Regions from separate parts of the Mus musculus genome. Here region 2 is linked to region 1. A link is a loop called in an ENCODE intact Hi-C map of the cell type or tissue named here. Cell type or tissue: left cerebral cortex. All regions are shown on one strand. Each heading gives the region's core, and the rest is flanking DNA. Links, peaks and the distances in the headings are about the cores only. Region 1 has its middle 190 kb from the start of Gm24070. Region 2 has its middle 45 kb from the start of Gm24070.

Evidence for each region. Hi-C counts contacts between places; a loop is a spot of excess contacts. Peaks named below come from ENCODE experiments on the same cell type or tissue, not always from the same donor. Only the 100,000 strongest peaks of a DNase experiment are listed, where the experiment ranks them.
Region 2: it touches region 1 in a loop (8-fold over the local background); 3 of 42 quality-filtered maps call a loop at or near these places.

What each region holds. Positions count from the first base shown.
Region 1 is chr12:77,996,048-78,004,387 of GRCm38, reverse strand. No RefSeq gene overlaps it. Among named protein-coding and RNA genes, the nearest start is that of Gm24070, 190 kb to the right of the region's middle. In left cerebral cortex, for the core only: a CTCF peak has its summit at 5,621 (motif pointing left); DNase peaks (open chromatin) are centred at 1,156, 2,379, 3,776 and 6,248.
Region 2 is chr12:77,855,862-77,864,201 of GRCm38, reverse strand. No RefSeq gene overlaps it. Among named protein-coding and RNA genes, the nearest start is that of Gm24070, 45 kb to the right of the region's middle. In left cerebral cortex, for the core only: no CTCF peak of the experiment used is centred there; DNase peaks (open chromatin) are centred at 3,491, 3,728, 6,439, 6,693 and 1 more place.

The DNA of each region.
Region 1 (8,340 bases), core at 206-8,205:
CTCATGTTAGAAAGCTACAAGAAGTTCAACTATGGGGCTAGAGTCTGATGACCTTATCTAACCTAAGTCTACTCCCAGTTCTAGACACTATAATCAGCTTTTTTTTCCCTCAGTATCTGTCTTAGTTAGGTTTTCCATTGCTGTGAAGAGACACCATGGCCAAGGGCAACTCTTATAAAGGAAAATATTTAATTGGGTCTAGCTTACAGCTTCAAAGGTTCAGTCCATTATCATCATGGCAGCCATAGCAGCATCTAGGCAGGGACGGTGCTGGAAAAGGAGCTGAGAGAGTTCTACATTTTGATCTGAAGGTAGCCAGGTAAGACAGTATCATGAGCAGCTAGGAGGAAGATCTCTTCTGCACTGGCTGGAGCCTGAACATAGGACCTCAAAGCACAAAGCCTGCCTACACAGTGACTTACTTCCTTCAACAAGTTCACACCTATTCCAACAAGGCCACACTTCCTAACAGTGCCACTTCCCATGGGCCAAGCTTATTCAAACCACCACAGTATCTCTCAATGAAGACTAAATTCTACTATAGGAAATGTGAGGAATTTACTGAAACCATTTCTAACCATAGCAGAACTCTGATCTAATATGGCTGACCCCATACAAGAAGGCAGCACTCTCGATGCAGAGAGGCACACAGAGAAACTTGCCATGTGAAGGTTGGAATTACATTGCCACAGACATTGTACTCTCAGAAGCCAACACAAAGTCCTGGAGTATGTCTTTCCTTTGTGATTATAAAGGGAACATAGTCCGTTGGCCAGAAGCACCCTACTCTCAAGTTTCTTACCTGTGAGATAGAAACTTTCTGTTATTTAAGCCATAATGAGGGACTCTAGCCAGTCCTGGCATGGCAAACATGGCTCTGGCAGGCCTTGCCTTTCTCCCTGATTGCCCCCTGCTTCCTCTGAAGCAAATAAATCTCCTTTGTGCTGAAAACTTGATCTTGGGAATCCTGAGCTGATGTTGTTTCCTACAATTAAGATTATGGTACTATGCTATAATTAAGATTATAGCAACCCTAGCAAACTAAACACCAAGAAACAGAGAGACTGGGTGCTCACACCTTGTAGCTTTCCCCTGCCTGCCTCAGCCTTAAGGATATATTTGTACTCATGGTTTGTTGGCCAGAAATAGTCACATGGTGTTGGGCTGTGTTCACAGAAGAGGAAAACTGAAGTCTGCATACATCCACGGCATCTACTCTGTTTCTCATTTTAGATGCTAGTGATTAAATCAGTTTGAAAAAATGTTTTCTATTTTCTGTTCCAAGAAGACAACTGAATGGTCTAAACTCGCTTTATCTGTATCTTACCAGTGTATTCCCTCCTAGGTTCTCTTGAAGACGAACCACGGGTGTGGGTCTGTTTATAGTTAGTCATATGTACTAAGCTATAGGCAAGGTGTGAATGCAATTAGAACATGGTGTTGTGTCTAAGCATGAGACCCTGCCAGGGACAGGGTCTTTTCTCTCGTCCAAGTTGTCCTGGACTCATCATTAACTCAGGCTATCCTCAAAACCATGGTGTTCCTCCTGCCTCAGGCAGTCTGGTGCTGAAATTTCAGGCAGGAACCACTACATCTCCTGCCCATGGAAACCGGACCAATTTTACCTAGTTTGTCTGAACTGTTGGTGAAGTCGGCCTTTTGAGATTCCTTGACAAGCCACTTATATGCATACATTATTCTTGAAAATATATAGTCCAAATTTCAAACAACAAGCTTAGAAAATAATTCTTTTACAAAACATTGCATTGGTGAATGAATGAATTTCTCTCTCCTTCTCTCTTCCCCCCTCTCTTTCTGTATGTGTGTGTATGTGTGTGTGTGTAAGACCATAATCATGCCTGTGCACATGAATGTATTTATAACCTTGAGTTATCCTCAACCTAGCAACAATATTTTAAAATTATTTGTATGCAGTATACTTTATTCATGTGCATATAATTTTAAAATAATATATCCACATTCTTTCAACTGAATCTGCCTTAGAGTATATATCATAATAACATAGCTATGATTGTGCTCAAAGTTATTCCTGAAGAACATGCTTGGTTGGTTTCACTCAGCCAAGTTTTTTTTTTTTTGAATATTTTTAAAAGTAAGGGAAAGAAATGAGACAAATTGTACTTTTCATGTACTGTGGCACAAACTAGAAAAATATAATTGGGCTTCAGGCCAAATTCTGAAGGCAATTGGAGCTGCTTATGTCAATTCGGCACACTCTATTCCTCAACTCCTGTTGACAGAAAGGAAAATTGGTAGTGATCTGCTTCTCCATGCTGGAGAGGCGGAGAGAATATCTGGGCTCCAGATCGCAGCAGATGGATGCATGCAACAGCTACTGATTTGTCATTTGTGGGGAGTAGGGAATCCTCCAGCTTGGAGGAGGCTTCGTGTGTCGGTTGCCTTGGGCCATCTGTTCCGTGGCTGAAGGCAGCGCCATACGCTCAGTAAATGTTTGTGGAATGAATAATGAATCTTTCCTAGAGAGCTTCCGTGCAAGTGAGCCTGCCTTTTCTTTATACCTGACTACCACGTGGTCCATTCTCTGGTCTCCACAGGAAGATATGCACTAAGCGGGATAAGACACTGCCTCAGGTTGACTTATTTGTCAAGTGTTTATTGAACTGTTAGGTGCTGGGGACTTTGATAAATCTCAGATATCTAGGTAACAATAACCTGACCCAGAAAAATAATGTGTTTGCCCTAATAGATCGGAAGATGTGTGAAAAGCCGTCTAAGAACGTAGAAGATGCCTTGAAGATTTTAGGACAGAGGTGGGAGAAGCGGGAACCTCAGCATCCTGTGTGCTTTAACTTTTGCACAGCCTAAGTTCTCTACATCAGACAGACTGTACCGGGCTTTAAGTAGTCAGGACTCCCAATGCTTCCTAGGCCACCACTCTCCTATACTCTGATAGAGTTGCAATCTACCTCTTGACTGGCATGTGCCTCTCAGCATAAAGGCGTACTTCAGCTTCTCACCAGAACAAAAGCACATCTTTAACCTGCTTATCTGCCTCAACGTTTTTTCCTTTATGTATCTTCCTCAGTCAACCGAGTCACGAGGACTTTAGTTTCCTCTGTCCCTCATGTCCCCTTGTCACACAGCACCATCACAGAGTCAGTCTTTTCTGTGCCACACCTGTCCCCAGAGAGGTCATTCAGTCTCTGGGTCCTTAACCTATTGTAAAATGTACATTATTAACGATTTGCTGGCATTTGACCCTACTGAGCAGGGTCCTTTCACTGTCTTTCTTGTGACCTCAAATGATCTTGAGTTTTTAGTTTGCTTTTAAGCTCTTTTCTCAAGTGCTTTTTTGGCCATTCTCTTTCTGTCCACTTTGTAAATGGTGTTTTCTGAGGCTTGGCTTTTGGCCACCTCTTCTTGTCACTCTACTGAGTTTACTCGGGTGACCAAATCTATTTTCATGTCCTTAGCTAACTCCATCCAAGCTGATAGCTCTCTCATTTTGTATTCCCAACCTAGGTTTTAAGCGACATACCTATGCCTACTGACTTTTTATTTTTCAGATACCTCCCTTTTCTTCATCCTTATGTCCATTAAATTATTACAAGTCAATGAATGATTTGCCTGGATTGTGGCAGCTTTCTCCTCTCTCTGTTTCCTGCTAGCAAGCTTGGCCAGTGTTAGACTTAATTGTCCTTTCCTACTAAAGTTCTCACACCCAGCGAAGCTAAGTCTAGAGATACCCACTAAGGAGATAACTACAGTTAAATGAAGTCATAAGGGTGGGGCCCTCTCCAGTGTGACTAATGCTCTTATAAGAAGTAGAGTCGATACCATAAGGGTGTGTACACAGAAGGAAGACCATATGGCCATGTGAGGAGACAAGGAAGATAAAGCAACCTACAGTCTAAGGAGAGAGTAGCTGTACTCCCTGTCACCTTTTTGAATTTGGAAGTAAAGCCACAGAACTGTGAAAAATAAATTTCTATCGTTTAAATTACTTAGTACTTGGTTATTTTGTTATAGTGGCATTAGCAGATTAATATACACACTTAATAGATTATTTCAAAAGCAGATTTGATCATGTTGCTATCCTGCTTATACTTTATGGTATAGAAGACTGCCTCTACTCCTAGTTCCTGCCCTTCTTTTTGTTCAATATTCTGACCTTACTAAATTACACAATTACACATTCATTCTGAATCTTTACAAATGGTCTTCCTTTTGCTGGACTATTTTTCCTCATCAGACCACTTACTTCCTTGACAACATCCATTTAAACTACAGTTAACTTTTATACATTTATTCACAAAGGTTTTGTGTGTGTGTGTGTGTGTGTGTGATTCCTCAAACTGCTGGGTACCATTCCTAAGTTCTTCTGGATTCCCACAGTCTCAGGCTGTGAACTCTTGGAAGAAGGTGGCTATGGTCTCATTTATCTTTCTATTTAAGTCTCGTATCTACCCATATATTGATTAAAACATGGTATTCAAAATTGATTTTTAGATGAATTAATAAAGATTAAACACTACTCTCAAGGATACAAAATAAAATTTGACAAATCATTGTATTGACACAGGTGGGAAGAAAAGTCAGGGAGAAGATTCTAGTTGAGCCCACCTTGTCTTATGATTGGATGGAGTCACACATACTTTGTAAACTAAGAACAATATAGTCATTACTATCATTGTAATCACAACAACATTTTTTTGTTAACTGTGCCTACTTATACCATAGGTCTGAAGTCTGCTGTAGATCACGAATTGTAAAACATTTAGTTTGATGCATCACAGCCACTGTATAAGGAATAATTATTCTTTTTGCTGCCTCAAAAATGGGAGAAATGATGACTTGGAGAAATTACTTGCCTGGATATTACCTGCTCGGGCTAAAAATTAAACTTAGCTAATAGTCTGCTTGCTCAGTCTTCTATCTGGTCTGGTCTGGCTATGGCTATATGAATATTTTAGCCTACAAACCTTGAGAAGAAACAACTTGTAATAGTTCCGAGCTGAGGTCTACATCTCTACTGTCTCCTCTCTGTTGAGATGACTTCTGAAGCTTCAGCATGACACAGCAGAGTATTGATCAGTCTGGGCCTCTGAGCGACTAAAGAGGAGCAGAACACCTGCTGGTCTATAGTTAAGACGTTGAGTGAGAAAATCTTGAAGCTTTAGAGAAACTAGGATTTGGGGTTGTTGTCACTTCTGCAAGTTCAAATCTATCTTAACTATACAGCACCTCCACCTTGCCTTCCATGGAGCAGCTTGGGGTCCCTGGCAGCAAAGGGGAGACTGCTATGGTTTAGAAATTTCCCCTAAAAGTTTATGTGGCAGAAACTTAATCTCCTGATTCATGTTTTTGGAGGTGAGGCCTTGGGAAGTAATTAGGACTAGATGAAGTTATGAGGGTGGGGGCCTCAAGATATAAAAAGAGAAACCCAAGGTTACATGCTTCTATGGCCTTGTCATGTGATACAACACAGTAAGAACTCCCCCTATGGGCTGGAGAGATGGCTCAGTGGATAAGAGCACTGGCTGCTCTTCCAGAGGTCCTGAGTTCAATTCCCAGCAGCCACATGGTGGCTTACAACCATCTGTAATGGGATCTGGTGCCCTCTTCTGGTGTATCTGAAGATGACAGTATACCCACCTACATAAAATAAATAAATAAATCTTAAAAACAAAACAAAAACACTCCATATTAGATGTAGCCCCTTATCTTGGACTTCTCAGTTTCCAAAGCTTTAAGAAATAAATCCTTTTATCTATAGGCCTTAGATATTCTATTGCAGTAATACAAAATAATGTAAGAAATTTAGAACTTTTTGCTAGATAGTCTCTATCAATATAGAACATCATATCCAATTGTAAACCAGATTTTATTGGGTTACTAAGTATATAGTGAGGATGGTTCATTTCCTTGAAGGCTTTAAATACTTAAATTACAGAGACGAGAAGAATGAACCTGTAATCAACAAAAATATCTACAAATACATGCCGCAATTATTTGAATGCATTGTGGAGGTGGTAGTCATTGAATAGCATTAATCAGTGATGAACAGTGTAGACCTTGAGTTGTCATTTCCACATCTTGAGAGGTTTATCAACCTTTGCACTAAGAGCATTTGGGGCTGGATATGTCTCTATGATTTGGGTTATCTTGTGCACTGTAGATGTTTCAGATGCTGTTGGCACTCTTGGGTTCTGTTTCTTAGTCACCATTCCATTCTCGTGCAAAACCCAAAATATCTCCAGACATTACTTTCAGCTTCCTGGGGGTAAAAATCACCCTACTTCACCAGTCTGCTGAGTGAAACTGTGATGATGGTTTCTAGTTTGTATTCCTACTGGAAGCTAGACAAGTTTCATTTTCTAAAAATGGTAAGTGCTTTCCTAACAGGCTTTAAAAGCTTCAGGAATATCAAGCTACAAATGTCTCCTACAAATAAATCCCTGCAGAACACTATTGTGGATTTCATGTTGTTAGATAAAATCAGAGAGACTTTGTCTTCCCTTTGGATGGGCACCATCCTTGGGAGGTAGTTACACATCATCAGAGAAAGGATCTGAGGATAAACTTGAAGAAGGGGGAATAAAGCATCAAGACTCTTGCATGAAAAGGCAGCAGAGTCAAAGAGACAGAGGTGACAGCATGAAGGAAGAGGAATTTGAGGACAGTGGTGCTGAAGCTAACTAAGCTCAGGAAGAAAGCCTGTATGTTCTCCTGAGGAGGAAAGAGGGTTGAGAAAGGATTTCAAGATGTATGGGGTAAATAATGCAGAGCCTGGTGGGATGCATGCATGGAGGGATGCTGAGAACACAAGGCTCTGAGTGAGTGGATTAAGACAATCCTCAAGGTCTGGCATGAGTCTCATCTCACTGCCCTTCTCCTCACACTTGGGGCTCAGCTCTCTTGGCCATCTTCCCTGCTATTGGGATTCCCTGTGGTTCTTTCTCTCTTCCAAATGCTGATCCACCTGCATGGAGCAGGTATCCCTATCCTGCTCCAGTTAAAGTAACTGTCTCTGCCTAGTTAATTGTTACTCATGCTTCAGAACTCAGCCCAATCTGTTACTTCATCTGGGGTACTTCATGGCATCCTGCCCTTCATAGCACATTTCCTAACATATATTTGGATATTGTTTGGGGGATTGTTTTACTATTGACTATTTACCTCCAAAATTTACAATTCTAATGATGGTAGAAATCGTATCAGTTGTTATCATAGTCTCTGTGATGGTTTATATATGCTTGGCCCAAGGAGTGGCACTGTTAGGAGGTGTAGCCTTGGAGTAGGTGTGTCACTGTAGGCATTGGCTTTAAGACCCTCATCCTAGCTGCCTGGAAGTCAGTCTTCTGATAACTGCCTTTAGAATAAGAGGAACTCTCAGCTCCTCCAGCCCCATGTCTACCTCAATACTGCCACACTTCCTGCCTTGATGATAATGGACTGGACCTCTAAACCTGTAAGCCAGCCCCAATTAAATGTTGTCTTTATAAGAGTTGCCTTGTCATGGTGTCTGTTCAAAGCAGTAAACCCTAACTAAGACAGTCTCCAAAGGACTAATACTTTAGAGTTGAAATGTAATATGCAGTCAGTAGATATTTTGACTGGCTACATAAAGGTCTGGATTGTCCTACTTTGTAATTGTTTTTAGGTGAAATCAAGATTCAGAATAGTAGGGAAATGATAGGAGAAATGAAGAATTAAAAATTTACAAGAAAGCTTATCTTGTAATTTGTATCTTTGTTATTGAAAAGGACTTGTTCTTCTTGGCCAACTCTTAGGCCACTTAAAAAAAAAAAAAGCAATTCCTTGCTTGAATAATCAAAGTTATCTGAAGATGTGACAGTGATTAAGTTTTAGGAATGTTTGTGCCAACCCCCAGGGTTCGGTTGCATTTAGAGTTGAATGGGACAGTAATTCCTTGCTTGTAGGAGTTGAACGTTTGGAGGGCAGAAAGGAGTTTCTGCTTCCAGGGTTTTCCTTCAGACTTGAGTCAATGGTACAGGAAAAAAAAATCTCAGAACTCCTTAGACAGAGAATGCTGGGTGTCTTGAACATTTGGTCTTTGTCTTGAAAAACCGTGGATGGGACATGTTTAGGGTGAGCTATGGCATGATTAATCATTTCCCAGGAGTGGCTTGTGGGAAGAGTGGCTTTGGCACCACAACCCTGATGAATTTTAGTGGAGGTCTGGGCTCAGCAGCAGGTTGAAATCCCTGGTCACTGCATCCCCTGGCCATACATTTCCATGGCTTCCTCAGTTCATGTGTTCATTCAGAAGTTGGTTTGGAAAACACCCATCCTCTGTACAACAGATGGGAAAGATTTCAAGATTCTAAGGAAACA
Region 2 (8,340 bases), core at 91-8,090, 140 kb after region 1:
GGAGACATTGGCCCATGAGTCCCAAAGGGAGCACCCTGCCACTATGTTGCACTCCACTAATAGTCTATCTTAGTTCATGGACTCTCTGGGCACTAGTACAATACAAGTAGTTTCAAAAGATTGGGTAGAAAGTCTTGTCTATATCAGAATTTTTTTCTAATTTTATCTATTCTTTCTGAGAACCCCAAGCCCACTTCATACACTTGTCTTGTGCCTCTGCTGTATACAAAGCAACACATTCTAGTTCTGATTTTTTTCTTAGCAGGTTTGGCTTACTCTGGTCATCTCTAGATGTTCTGAGCAAGCATCACATACCACTCAACATTTTTCTCTGAGACCATTCTCAGAGACTTGACTTCCAACTCTGACTCTCCTGATGGATGTCCAAGGCAAGACTGTCCCTCTGAGGTATTATCTCCTTTCTTTTCTTCACCAAAGTAAGCCCTACCGCTCTGAGACATCAGTGAGGTGATGAAGGTATTTGTCTTTGTAAATGTCTATGTGTTACTGATTATCACTACTGTCTCTATAGGACATACGCTGCCTCTCCTGATGCATCTTCTTGCTTAAACTTTATGATCATGTACTCTGACCCCACCTCCGTGCCCCAGGTCCCCATGACCCTGAACCTATTCCCAGGTTTTGCTCTAGAAGAAATTCCCATTCTCTGCTAGGTGATCCCCCTCAACATCAGGCACATACTACAGCAGTGCCCAGCTTAAACATATTACCCTCTCTTAACCCCAATTTTCCTTTTCATTATAACCTCTATTCCCTGCCTTTCTTTGCAATTCAACTACTGGGAAAAAAAAATCTATACTCACTGTCCTGACTTCTGTTTCATTTCCTCTGGAGATCACCCTAACAGGCCTTTATCTTCCCACTCCAGCCTTCTGTAGATCACCAGAGACCCAATGTTAAGCCTTAGCCCAGCTCCTCTCATTTGACCTCCTAACAGGGTTTGACACTTCACTCACTCCTGGCCTGTTATAGCCCTTTCTTCCTTGGCCTCTGGGACACTGCTCTTCTAGGTTCTTTTTTCAGATGTTTTTGCCTAGGCCCTGCCTCCTCCAGATCTCTAACTATCACTAGCTTCAGAGCAAAGTCCCACCTCTGTTCATCCCATAGGAAATCTACCATTGTATGTGTTAGGTAATACAACAGTGCTTTCCGTCCCTATGAGCTCCAGACTTGTACTTCCAGCTGCCTACACATCATCTCCATCTCACTTTCTCCTGCATCCCACGTCTAACACATAAGCAAATCCTTTTGGTTATTATCTTCAAAATATGTTATTCAAAGACCAGATATGATGTTTCATGCTTGTAATCCCAGCACTTCTTTGTGAGTTTGTGATATATCACAGGAAAAGAAAAGAAAGGGATGTGTTCCCACAATGACAGCTTTCCTTTCTGAGTATTTTTTATATTTTAAGAGAAGGTCCCACACCATAGGCAGATGAACACAGAACTCATCACATAGTTTAGTCAGGCCTTGAACTCCCACGTGCTAAGATTACTGGTGTATGCTACCACACCCAACACTGAGTACTTTAAAAATTATCATTACTATGTAAAGTAGGTATTATTTTTAATTTTCAATACTTTTGAATAGTAAAATAGGTCATAAGAATGTTCCATGCCAAGGGCCAATCCTTATAATTTTTGTTGACTTGGTAGTATTCATTTGGAAGTATTTACTTTAACTATTCTTTTATTATTACTTTAAACTCACTTGACATTTCATTATTACAGGTAATACCTCATATATATCATTTCCCCACTGAATGATCACCCCAGAATACAGTCTCAGAATTATTATTTTAAGGTCAAAGATTATGAGTATTTTAATGAATATTGATACTGCTGAATTACTTTCCAGATGAACTTCCAAAATAGTTCATATTGCCAGCTAGCACAGGAGGGTAGGTCCATTCATTCAGTCATTCAGCAAATATTTAATGTGTACATATTATGCCCCAGCACTGTCTCCACTGCTGGAGAATGTAATTCCAAGTGAGGAGGACAAAAAAGCAAGTCAGTTACAACTGGTGGGCCCTGAAAGTTCCCCAGGAGACCATGCAGCAGATTAGCCGTCAGATGTGCTGTGGCTGTGTTTAGTAGGCAGAAACATCTGCCAATGGCTTCTACATGGTGGTTATACAGACAATGATAATTTAGAAAGTTCAGTTTGCCCATCAGTTATCAGAGGTGCCAAAACCAAAGGCTCTATGACTTACATGCGACTGAGATCCTCAGTGTTTCATTGTGAATGGGATGGGCTCATCTAAGGCGCCCACCCTGAGGTAAGGAGCTATTGACAGGTAATGGCTCCTGGTGAAGGGAGTGTCATTTTTCTTCAGTGGTATTGTCACTGGTAACTCACCCTGGCTTAAGTAAATAAACTCCCACCTAGGTCCAACTCTGATCCATCCCAGTAGATTGCTTACAAAAGCAAAATATGAATTGTTGGGACAAACAAGGGTTCTAGAGGGGGTTGGAGTGGGAGAAGAGTGGGTAATGGAGGGGTTGATATGATCAAAATAAATCACAGACAGGTATAAAATTGTCAAAGAGTAATTAAAACTGTTTTATAGGGAGGATTCCTAAAGAAAGTAACTAGAGGAAAGAGCAGGGGGCTGGGGGGGGGGGGGAAGAGGAGAAGGATCACAACTGACTTTAACGCCATTTAACAAGTTAGGAGAAAATGTTTAATCTGAAAAAAAAAAAGTCATAGTACAAACAGGAAGTATAATCAGACCATTAGGGTTGACAATTCCACACTGCAGATGGCTGATAGACTTTGGAGTCTAATTGTGACACCCGCCAGTCCTGGTCTAAGTCATATACAACCTGATGGTTAGATAATCATGTGGCCCAATTAGTATAGCTGTGGGACTCTTAATGTCTATATTCCTAATTTTCTGACTACTTAGAAATATGCCCTAAACGCTACTTGAAGCTAGCCTTTTGCATCCTGTGTATGTAGTGATTTTCCCAGCCTGCTGATGGCCTTGCGTCAGAATAGGTTCTGACCGACTGATACATTTGCTCTTACAATGCTGTCACAATTTACTGCTGCAAATGAGTGTTAGTGGCATCGAAACGCTCCCCCACAGCTTTCACCAGCTCTCTTCATAAAGCAAGGAGGTCGTAAATCAGGCAGATGTTAAACATCCACGTTGAAGCTGCATCTCTGGTTTGGGCCCAAAGTCTCTGAGCTGGCACGGATTTAAGTAGGATTGGTTTAATCGTGTCTTCCTGCTATGGCATATGGGACAGCACTAACCGAGAATTATAGACTTGGGGTCCTGAAACCCCACAACACTAATGAGCTGTAATGTTTTAACAGAGTTGAGGGAACAGAAGAAGCATAATTTAGGGAAATGGTTTGTTTTTTAGTAACGCTTTAAGCCACCATGTTGTCTGCTTCTTTATATGTGCGTGGGGGTGGAGGTCTACATGGAGTTGCCTCTGCCCCAGCTCTGCAGGGGTGGTGTGTGTCATTGCTAAGAGCCTTTCAAACTAGTGAAATGAGATTGTTGAATATTCAGGAGACTTTGATTTGACTTAAATAATTTAATGTCTTGTAAAATGAGGGGCAAGTTCAGAGAGATCAACATCTACCTAAGAGAAACCGGCATTGTCCAGACGGTTCTCTTAGCTTTCCATTAGTTTCCAACTATTTTTGTAATTTCTCCACTTTAAAGAGTTTTTTTTCCTTTTGTAATTTCTACAGCCCACACGTATTTTCTCCCGTGGGTGGCTCTTAGAGCACTGAGAACTTACTGTTTCCTAAGTCTGTCTTGGTAATTTCTGTATAGTGTTTCTACAAGTTTATACCTATCTTTCACCAGCGACAAAAGAAAGCAGGCTGGTTATTAAATATTACCCATAGTCACAAGCTGTCAGTGGCTTTGTTCGATATCAGAATGTAAATCTAACACTCTATCTGACATCTAAAATGTTATAAAATACTGTAAGTCCAGCTTATTTCCCTCAGCAATTTTGCAGCATTGATGTTTTCTCATGTCTATTTGCATACAGCACATTGTTATAGGATCTTGTCCCAAGAGTGGTGAATGCCTTGCTGGGCCTCAACCTGTGGCTCTGCTGAACCTACAGGTCTGGCTGCCAGTTTGCAGAGAGTGGACAAATCCCCTCTGCTGCAGGCTCAGACTTTGAGAAGCTTTGTTGCTGAGTCTGGATCCCGTCCTGAAGCTGAAAAACATTACGAAACATTTCTCCATCTGGCAGATGAATCTTCCTGTCATCGTACCTGTCACAGGCTGCATCTCACATGCCCTCGGCTGTCCTCTGAAGAAGGATTGCCTCTCTAGATGACTGGTAGGCCTGAATCACAACTGCATACATCACCCAGGCAAATCAGACTGCGCCAGGAGTGAATGCATACCCTGGGGAGAGATCTCTTCAGACGAAATGTGTAATGTCCTGTGGCTGCTCCAGGGCTTCCAGAGCTTATCATGGCAGCCTCACTAGCAGTGCCCTAATGGCTCCGTGGGAAGAGAAAGAACTTGTGAGAGGGGTTGAGAGTCTGCCTGTCCCAAGGAAGGATGGTTTTATCGTTTCATAGGAACTTTTGAAAACCTCCAAACTTAGGGGAAATAGGAAAAGGAAAGGTCACATAGCATCTAAATTAGATTCAACAATTATTAAAGTTTGCTTCATTTATTCCTAAAAGCCCACCTCAGAGGACATATGTGAGATATCATCTTATAGTTCTCCCAGAGAAGAGGAATGGACAAGAGTGATCTCAAACCCCCTCTGTTTTCTCAGCAAACAGATTCCTATTTTTGGTAAAGACACTAAAATTAAAACGTACCAAAAACCGTATATGAGACAATATATAAGAAAGCATGTTTGCTCTTTGGTGCTCAGTCAATGGTTTTGAACTCTATTGAAAATAATTAATCTATAATTGTTTTAATACTATCAAGATTAGGTCCTGGTCTTCCTTTAAGGATCTCTCCACCTCCCTGTGTGAAATGACATTAAAAATAACAGGTGCATTGAATGTTTCATATTCCACAGGGTCCTGCTACCAGGCCCCGAATGCAGGCCTAGAATTACCTTGTCCTGCTGGGATTTACCGTATGAAGCCACGAGCTTCCTGTTTTGTTGCCATCAGTGAAGCAGTAGGGTGGACTGGGACTTTGTGTCTCACTGATGACGCCTTAGTTTGGCAGCTCTGTGAGCTGCCTGCTTGCTGGGGTTGTTCTGATTTCTAACTCAGTGCAAATCCATAGAGTACCTCCTGCCTCGTTCCAGAAAAAATAATGCATTTTGACATCACTGTTTCTAGAATTTTGAAGAAAAGGGATTGATGATGATACCCAAAGTTCTCTTATGACAACAGATTGTTTTAATATAGACTCAAGATCAAAATATTACCAACAAAAGGTTTTCCTTTTGACACACTCAGGATGCTGGTGTATGCATGTGCATGTGTGCATGAGCACGCATGCTCACACGACAGGGGTTGTGCATGCATGTGTCCCTCAGGGTCAATGCCTGCCTGAGTCAGAAAAATATCCCTGGTTCTGCATGAGGAGAAGGATGCATAAAGTAACAGAAAAAGGCCTTCAGTTTTGTTTTCAATTAGAACAATGTTGGTTGTTCTCAGAACTGTATTTGATTTCCCTCAAAATTAAAACTAATTTTCTTTTGGATAAGGTCCTGGTCTGAGATAGTGGCATGTGAAGACAAAGAAAGAGAAACCATTAGGCAGTAAGACGAGTGGTACCCAGTGGTTTACTAGATCTCTGATTAGGATGGGAACCACAGGTACTTGAGGAAGAAGAAGGAATGGAAGAAGGTTATATGGAGTCTGAACTAGGAGAAGAGGCCATGGGTGGCATCACAAAGAATTCAGAAGGCGCAGCAAGTGCTAACTGCTCACAGGGCACTTGGCCTCACATAGCTCTGTGCATTGTCTAATCTCATTGCTGCTATATTTCAGCTTTGCAGGGAGTGTCTTGGGAATTTCATGGGTATGTGCTATTTATTTGACCACACTACCCAGTGTCCTGTTCTAGACACTGTGGATACTAATGATGCTCACTAAAGCAGAGACCCCAATGATCCAATACCATCAAAAAAGTCCATCAACTAAAAAGAAATTTCCAAATAACCGTATTTTTTTTAACTTGCTATTCTTGGTCAGTTTAAAAAGGAATCGTAGTCTCAGAAAACATTTCTCTTTTTAGAATCCTTTACTCTTCCATTCATTTTTCTCACATGTTATAAATACTCGCTCACTACTCTTAGCTATTCAAACACCAAGCTCATCTGTCTTTCAACCATGTTCAGATCCCTCGTGCTCTTCTCTAGATTCTAACTACAGAAGGGCAGAGGGCAAGAGCAGGCAGAAGCTGATCAGACAGACAAAGCCAGACCCCTCTTTAGCAAGCAGGGAGAGTGAACAGGCTGGAAATATACAATTATGATCTTGATTTCATTACACAGAGATGAATAAGCCATCTGTGATGATGGACACTTTGGTCCTCAGAGATGTGTATATCATAACCGTTTTATGTTTATTTTTGTTGTAGGCAACTTTCATCTTGTGGATGGCAATGCCAGCATTATAATGAGCCAGGAAAGCTTGCTTACTGGAAAAGGGGTTGAGGGCAGCTTGTGTTAGGGGAACTGTCTCTGCCAAGAAACTAGGACTGTCTGTGCTTAGCATTCACACTCCAAGATGATCTTGGCTGGCGCTTTAGGGTGGTGTTTGGGGGTTGGCTCTCTCGAGGGCAGAAGAATATGCAAGCAGCTGGAACGTGGCCCACAGGTAGCTCTGCCTCCCAGGCTGTCCTTGTTGCTAGTAGCCTGTGCCTGCTACCCACTCATCCCCCATTCCCAGCTTTGTCTAGTCCCTGACTTTGTCTGGCCTCTGGCTGAGCTACTTGCTCCAGTTGCTCCAGGGCCTTTGAGGGATCCTTTTCCACCCTCAATTATTTAGAGAATACATTATTAATTTCTATAATCAGACGCACATAGATAAGATTTCACACATTTAATACAGTTCATTACCCCTTTACAAATGGAAGAATTTAAGTTTAACATTTCTAGACCAATATGGCTGTTAATTTCTGTACTATGCCAACCCAGCATGATATACTGGGATATTTTTTTTTTCACAGTTGATAGCACAGCTGAAGTTTCTAAAAAATCGTGTGTGTGTGTGTGTGTGTGTGTGTGTGTGTGTGTGTGTGTGTGTGAATCCAAGGATCTCAACAGCACGTGCTGGGTACTCCTTAGCACCTAATCCCACTGCTGCTTTGATCCTGCACTCGGGATGATCTTGCCTCCCTGGAACCCGCTGCCTTCTGCTTCTGGCATCACTGTGTAGAACCAGAGAACACTTAGCCATAGGTGACAAGACAGTCGAGTGTACTATAAGGAGAAGGACCACGTGCACCAAGCTGGTCTGAAGAGAATGTAACAGTGGGAAATGTGTAGAGTGTGGGATTTTAGCCTTGGTGGCCACTGAGCTATGGAAGGAGATTTAAAATGGGGAGTCAGACAAAATGAAATGGAAATTACTGGAATTGAAACCTGGGCAGACCAGCCTTCAAAGGTGGTCCCCAGCCGTCCTTTCTACAAGTGTAGATGGTCACAGTGACTTGCTCCTGATGGATGGAATGAGATGGTAGGAACAATATATGATTGAAAGTGAGGTCATAAGAGACAGAGTGACCTGCTTCAGAAAGATCCAAATGCATTGCTGTAACCCAGCAGAGAGGCCCACATAGTGAAGACTCTGAGCATCCCAGTGTGAGTTAACCTAGAAATATAGCCTCCTAATTCAGTGGGGCTTCAGGTGACTGCAATGCAGGAGACATTGGATAACTGCAGGAGAGAATCCAATGGGTACCTCTGTGTCTGTTCCTGACAGTTACAACACTTGCCAATATCACAGTACCCTCCGAGGATCCTGGAGTTAACAGCCCCGTTTTACAAATAAAGAAACCAAGGCTTAACAAAGCAAAGTTACCAAAATTAGGAAGACATCAGACCTCATTTCATTTAGAAGCCTATTTCCTCTGCCGCCGCTTTCACGGCCTTCTGGATCCCATGAGCAAGAGCTTGGACTGCAGAGAGCACTGCGCCTTCTGCAAAGCCAGGAGCCGTAATTCGCCGGCATGTCAATTTGTATCTGGATTTGCCTTCTGCTCCAGTGGCTGCTAAGTACTCGCCAGAAGGAGAGCTGATTACATGCTCACCAGGGATGTTATGCGCAGCAACATCTAGCACTCCATAAACTTTGTGGGAGAGGCCTGAGGCGAGAGTGGTTTGGGAGGGAAGCAGCCAAGTTAGA